Regions from separate parts of the Homo sapiens genome. Here region 2 is linked to region 1. Evidence: chromatin loops called from intact Hi-C (ENCODE). Cell type or tissue: sigmoid colon. All regions are shown on one strand. Each heading gives the region's core, and the rest is flanking DNA. Links, peaks and the distances in the headings are about the cores only.

What was found. A loop is a pair of places that touch in the nucleus more often than their neighbours do. Peaks named below come from ENCODE experiments on the same cell type or tissue, not always from the same donor. Only the 100,000 strongest peaks of a DNase experiment are listed, where the experiment ranks them.
Region 2: it touches region 1 in a loop (2.2-fold over the local background); 2 of 110 quality-filtered maps call a loop at or near these places.

The regions. Positions count from the first base shown.
Region 1 is chr6:139,776,250-139,779,174 of GRCh38, reverse strand. The region is part of intron 1 of FILNC1 (FOXO induced long non-coding RNA 1); the gene reads right to left. Among named protein-coding and RNA genes, the nearest start is that of FILNC1, 6.6 kb to the right of the region's middle. In sigmoid colon, for the core only: no CTCF peak of the experiment used is centred there; no DNase peak of the experiment used is centred there.
Region 2 is chr6:139,851,067-139,853,991 of GRCh38, reverse strand. All of the region lies in intron 1 of FILNC1 (FOXO induced long non-coding RNA 1), which reads right to left. Among named protein-coding and RNA genes, the nearest start is that of FILNC1, 81 kb to the right of the region's middle. In sigmoid colon, for the core only: no CTCF peak of the experiment used is centred there; no DNase peak of the experiment used is centred there; H3K27ac peaks cover 1,215 bases.

The DNA of each region.
Region 1 (2,925 bases), core at 272-2,771:
TAGGGTTTGGGTGTTTTTGTTTGTTTCCAGTTGGTCTGTGACTATACATAGATTCAATCATAATGAAGCTGACAAAGAAGAGATGACATTTTGGAAAACGAAAAGGAATTTTGGATATTACAGCTCAACATTTGTCACCTCCCTGGCTGATAGCAGTGCACGTTCTTTCCCTTTGGCTAAATTTGGATCCAACGCCGGCTAAGTGCACTAAGCAAGCCAGAACTACATTGTACCTCTATTTTGTGACATATGAGCTCCCTGCTTTAATCTCCCCTCTACTGTATAAAAGAGGATCTGAGGCTGTTAGACTTCAATCCGGTGATTCATGCAGCTGGCACACAATAGATTCCACCTCTCTTCTCACTGCTGCACAATATCAAGCTAAACAAAATGTCTTAGAAAGCTTTGGTTCATGTAGTCAGCCTGTCACAGATCCCTCCCCCCACCCCCAATGCCACCCCCACCCCCCACACACCCCTTTTTTTCTTCTACTAAGCAAAAGAGTCCGAATGCCCAGCACCTGCCTTTTTACTGACATTTCCACAAAGGTAAAGGAATGAACCTTTTGTCAATTCCTACCAAACGATCTGTTTTGAAACAATGAGATGAAAAGCCTGGGCCCCTCTCCTTGCTACTGGATTACAGTGCAGAGGATTAAAATAAAGGACATTTGATTTTATTGATTTAATGAGGGATGGAGGCTTTTGCTGGAGCATCCCTCGTGGCAAAGGAACAAGTCTTGTTGGCAGGTACCTCCACTGAGGCACTTCTTCTACATTTGTTTGGTTTTTCAGTGGTGCTTGTTTATGGGTTTGGCTGTTAGAATGACCCACAGTGTTCCTTGCCATGCTGCATGAAGCAGTCAAATGCCTGCAGTGATTTCAGTGTGTGTCTCCAGACAGGGAGAAAGCAGGAGAGACGCGGATGGGAGGATACACAGTTCTGCAGGATAAAGAGCTGCTGGAAGAGGTGACAGGGAAAGCATTTCTTTGAAAAAAGAAGGAGAGTCAAAGAAAGCAGACTGGAAAAGAAATAGTACTTCTACCGGCAAAAAAGATCATCTGCAGAGCCTATTATTTCTCAGCTGCATCTACTTCAGCTAGGTTTTTAAAATCCCCTTTCTGTCCACACCATTCTGTTCCCATGCCCATCCTTGCCCCCTCCCCTTCCATTACCCAAGTTTGAATATTGAGAAAACTAAGGGGGTTCAGACACCATGTTTGCTGTGGATGGGGCTGGGCACAGCTAGATAATCTTTTTGCTTTTGTTCTCTTCTTTGGGGCTTCTTGTGATACTATTATTGACATTTTCATATGGTAATTTTTGCATTATATGTTTCTTCTTTTATATTTGCCCTATTTTTTTCCATACAGCCTGACTTCATTGTCTACTGAGCCGTGTGAAAGGGACATTGCCAGTCACCTGCTGACCAAATCTAAGCAGTGATCTACTTTTAATACCGAAATGTACTGCATGTTTCTTAATAGACATGTGTACACTCAGGATTCCTATTAATATGAGCATATGTCCCTATACACTGTGTACATTTATTGAAATGTATTTATGCAGTCCACCCATAGATTAAACACCCCCAATTCCCTCTGGTGATACTGTCTCTCTGACTGCTAGCTTAAAGAGAAACAGTTCCTAAGAGCATATGGTTTCCAAAACACAGCCCTTCCCCCGCCCTTTTAGTGTACACAAAATGAGCGGCCACCCCTCCCCCACAGCGTCTCTGCTCTCTGCTGCAAGAGCCTGAAACCAGGGGGCAAAATCATTAGTTCCCAATTACCTTAAGACATGCAAGATAACCTCTCTCAAGGGCTGTTGGTAAAATATGCACACAGTTGCCCTGTCTAGACAGTTATGAAATATAGGTGTAGGGCTCGGCCATTGCAGAACACCAATGCATCTCAAATGAAGTGCTTTTATTAAAGAAGTATAATCACCAGGATAACTAATTACATCAATGCCACATAGTTAATTAAACCCATTATAGTTACTATTCCCATGGAGAGAAGGTCAAATGAAGCGACCATCTTTTTGATTCTACTATGCTAACAAAAAAAGAAATTAAGTAAAACATAACACAGACCTCTTCATTTTGTGTCTGTTTTTTAACATTTAATAACTACCTAGGGTGTCATCCAAGATCTTCAAGTATAATCCATAGCCAAAGACTGCCAGGCTGTTCAAAAGACCACCTTGTAACTTACCTGAACTTCCATTAAATGATTACCAACTGTTTGCTTGATTGGTGCAAGAAGTAATGACAAGTAAAACTGAAAGGCAGAATGAGCAGCCACTGTGTTTTTATTAATATCTTACAGAGAAACATGATGGAAGGTAGTGCTTATGTTTCAGTCTACTCTGGCTTCATGGCTAATAAGGGGGAGGTAGCCCCGTGTACCCCTCTAGGCCCTACCAGGGACTGTGAGAGTGACCCGCTAAGGTTAGGTATTAAAGCTCATTAACCAGCCGAAGACACACAGATTGCATATCCTGCGGTTTCAGCAACAACAAAATCTTGCTCTGACACCCAAGTATAAAGGATAATTCAGATATAAACATGGAAAAGGAGAGAATTCAAGAACTCTATTGCATAATGACATTGTCTTCCAGAGGAAGAATGTGGACACACACACACACACATCTCTCAAATATTAATCTTTAGAAAATAAATCAAGAAATTTTGATCCTCCTTGTCTGAAAATTCACCAGGTCATTATATCACTGTCACACCTTCTTCTCAAAGCAGTTCATTGTACAGAGAGAGGATTTGCATTCACTTCTCCTGATTAACAAAGAAAACTTTGTATAAAAGGGCTATGCACTGAGACGTGCAAATGTGGCCAGTCTGACCCCCTGCAGGAGAAGGCAGACAAGCAGTAGGGAGAAGAGGTAGATGAGGAACGAGAAAGAATG
Region 2 (2,925 bases), core at 329-2,828, 75 kb before region 1:
AATGAGGTCAGGCATATGACAGTATTTGTAAGATATTCTATGTTATACAAGTGGTGGTTATTTATATTATCAATGAGAAGTTGGGAGAAAAAAAACTTCCCTAATGTCCAGTTAGGAGACATGCATGTAAAAGGAATGTGGGGCTGTGGAGAGCTGAGTTAAGACACTAGAGCTTTAGGAATACACTCATCACATTTTACAAGGCAATATTTTAAAACGTGCCCAAGGGCTTCAACCAATAAAAAACTAAAGTTGCCATTTGCTAGAAGAAATAAACTTCCAGAAGCTATATAGTATCTGTTCCTTGTAGTTTATTCTTAAATGGAGAAAAGCAATTACATACACACAGAAATACCTAGTCAATCAGCCCTGAAGTAGTTACCAGGAACTTGAGACAAGCTACATACTTTTGTTTCAATAACTAACTGAACACGTGCTTCACTCAGGTCTGCTCCTAGATACTTTTATGGCTTATAGTTAACTCTGCTGGGTAAAGGTCTTGCCACTTCCCTGACCTTGGACCTTGATGTCATTGTGAAACTGCTGCATCCAATTCCAACTTCATTCTCAAGTCAGCCTTAACCACACTTACTGTTCTACCCAGCATTTGAGAAAGAGTGTGTCCCCAGAAGCTATGGGAAAAGATCCAGAATGCCTGTGACCATTAACGAGTTGTTAATGGTCTTAACAACTTATATTCTCTTGTATTCAGAACCAAAGCTCTTTGTTTTATGTTTAATGAAGAATATAAAAATGCAAAAATGTCCACAGGACATCAAAAAAGTATACTTGAATCTCTCATCCATTTCTGAAAGAGAAAAAGAAAAAAAAACGATGTTGAATTGTTTGGATTCCATTCAGAGGCATACAGAGAAATAAAAAGTTGAAACTAAGTTTTCGGATTAAAGAGTCTTTAAAGTGTACAATAAAAAAAATCTTGTGTTGTAATAAGGTCCAAAGGAAGAATCTATGTCTTTTCTCACGGCATTAGGAAAACAGGCTCTCACTAGAGCACAATCCACGCAGACCAGCTGTGGAGTCAAAGGGATATTGCTATCACAAATCCTTTTGGTATTCTCAGTGATAACTACTCTGAATTAGATTTTTTTTTTCCCATGGCGGTCTCTTTTCAAGCCAAAATCCTTCTTCAGTGGACCACTGGAATGGTGAGTGTTCAGTGAACCGCACAATTGCCAAAGAGATAAATATTCCAGATGTTGGGAATCAGAGGTTAAACTAGGTTTTGTTTGCATTACTAACAGACACCTTCCTACTTAAATCAGAAAGACTCATGGGCCTACAGGAAGTGACACACAACCTCAGAGGTATTTACTGTCCATAGTCTGTAACAGCATCTCACTCCATGCACAGTTGTAACTGCAGAGACGTTCTTGGACGTGTGTTCCCAGCCCTAAGTAATCTCCATAAACTTAACCATAAATCTAACTACAGCTAAACGTGAGAGTTTCTGTTTTGTTATTATATATCTTAATCTTCCGTGTGGAACATCACTCATTCCACAAGAAAAAGGAGAAGAAAGGCTCTGAACAATAAAATCAGCAATGTGTCTCCCCAAATCATGAAACAGTTAAGAATGAGCCCCACTGAAAATACAACCAGAATGTGAAACAAAGCCCCTCTCAAGCCCATCATAAAACCGTGGTCTGGTCAAGCTGCCTTTGTTTAGTAGTCAGGTCTTTGCTAGTGAAAAGTTGTAAATGCATAGGAATGTTTTATCCTTGGGTGTGACTGTTAGTAGCTTGCAAACAAGGAAGGAGAGGAGATGATAAAAAATATATATCAACCTTTTTTGATACCACTATCTAAAAGTGTTTTTTTCTCTCTTTCTGTAAAACCGTATAGATAGATGCCAAGCCCATAATCAATTTTTCCTATCCAGTGTTTGAATATGAAATCATTATAGTAATAGAAACTTATAATACTCAACCACCTTGACTTACATAAAAACTGACTAAGTCAGAAAAACATAGAAACAAAATTATTGACCAAAGCTGGTAAAATTAAAATAATTGATTTTATCTTTAAGTCTAGCCTTGGTGTATGTGGATATAGGCTGAACCAAATTAAGACAGAGAAGGAATTCCAGATCAATGTGGAGGAATGAAGGCATGCCATTTACCACGTTTTTCTTCCAAAATTGGCAGTAAACGTATTTTAAAAGAAGATAAAAAGCACGTTTAAGAGATTAATGAAAAAGGGAGAGGAGATAACAGGATTTTGTTTTAATAAGAAAATCAAGAAGCAGAAGGATGAGTAGTAAATGACACAGTAGAAACCCCAGACTATTTTAAGAAAACCTTAAAATTGAGCCAAATAACACTAGGATTCTGGGGATCCTTGAAACATAAATCATTAAGTACTTATGGAAGTAGAGTATACAGCTAAAAGTCCATAGGTATTAGCTAAAATTCTGTTTAAGAAACAAATAGAGACCTACACCCTAGGTGCTCAGAGATAGCCCCTTCCCCATCCTTGACAGACTAAAATTTTACTTTCTAACAATACAGAATAACAAAAACCCTGGATGCAAGAAAACCGGGCCCAGATAAGAGCTGTGATTCATTTCTTAAAAAAAGAAGGTTACGTGAAAGTCTATAGTCTGAATATTATTCCAGTCCGCTTATTTGGCGAAGTTCTAGAAAGAATGCTATCAGGGTTATGCCTGCAAGAAGAAGATGGGAGAATTACTAGGGGAGAAAAGCTCTATAAATTCTACCATTTGGGGACCTCCCCCAGTGAAGATTCCCAACCCTGTAATTCTACTGGGAAGTCTAGCATTTAACAAGTTCCACCCATAAATGCACAGTGTCCAGTTAGCTTCTTAGTGTGTCGTTAACAAATGTGCACAGCAAGCTAAATAGTCAAAGATATTTTATGAATGGCATAGACAAAAATAAAGATAAT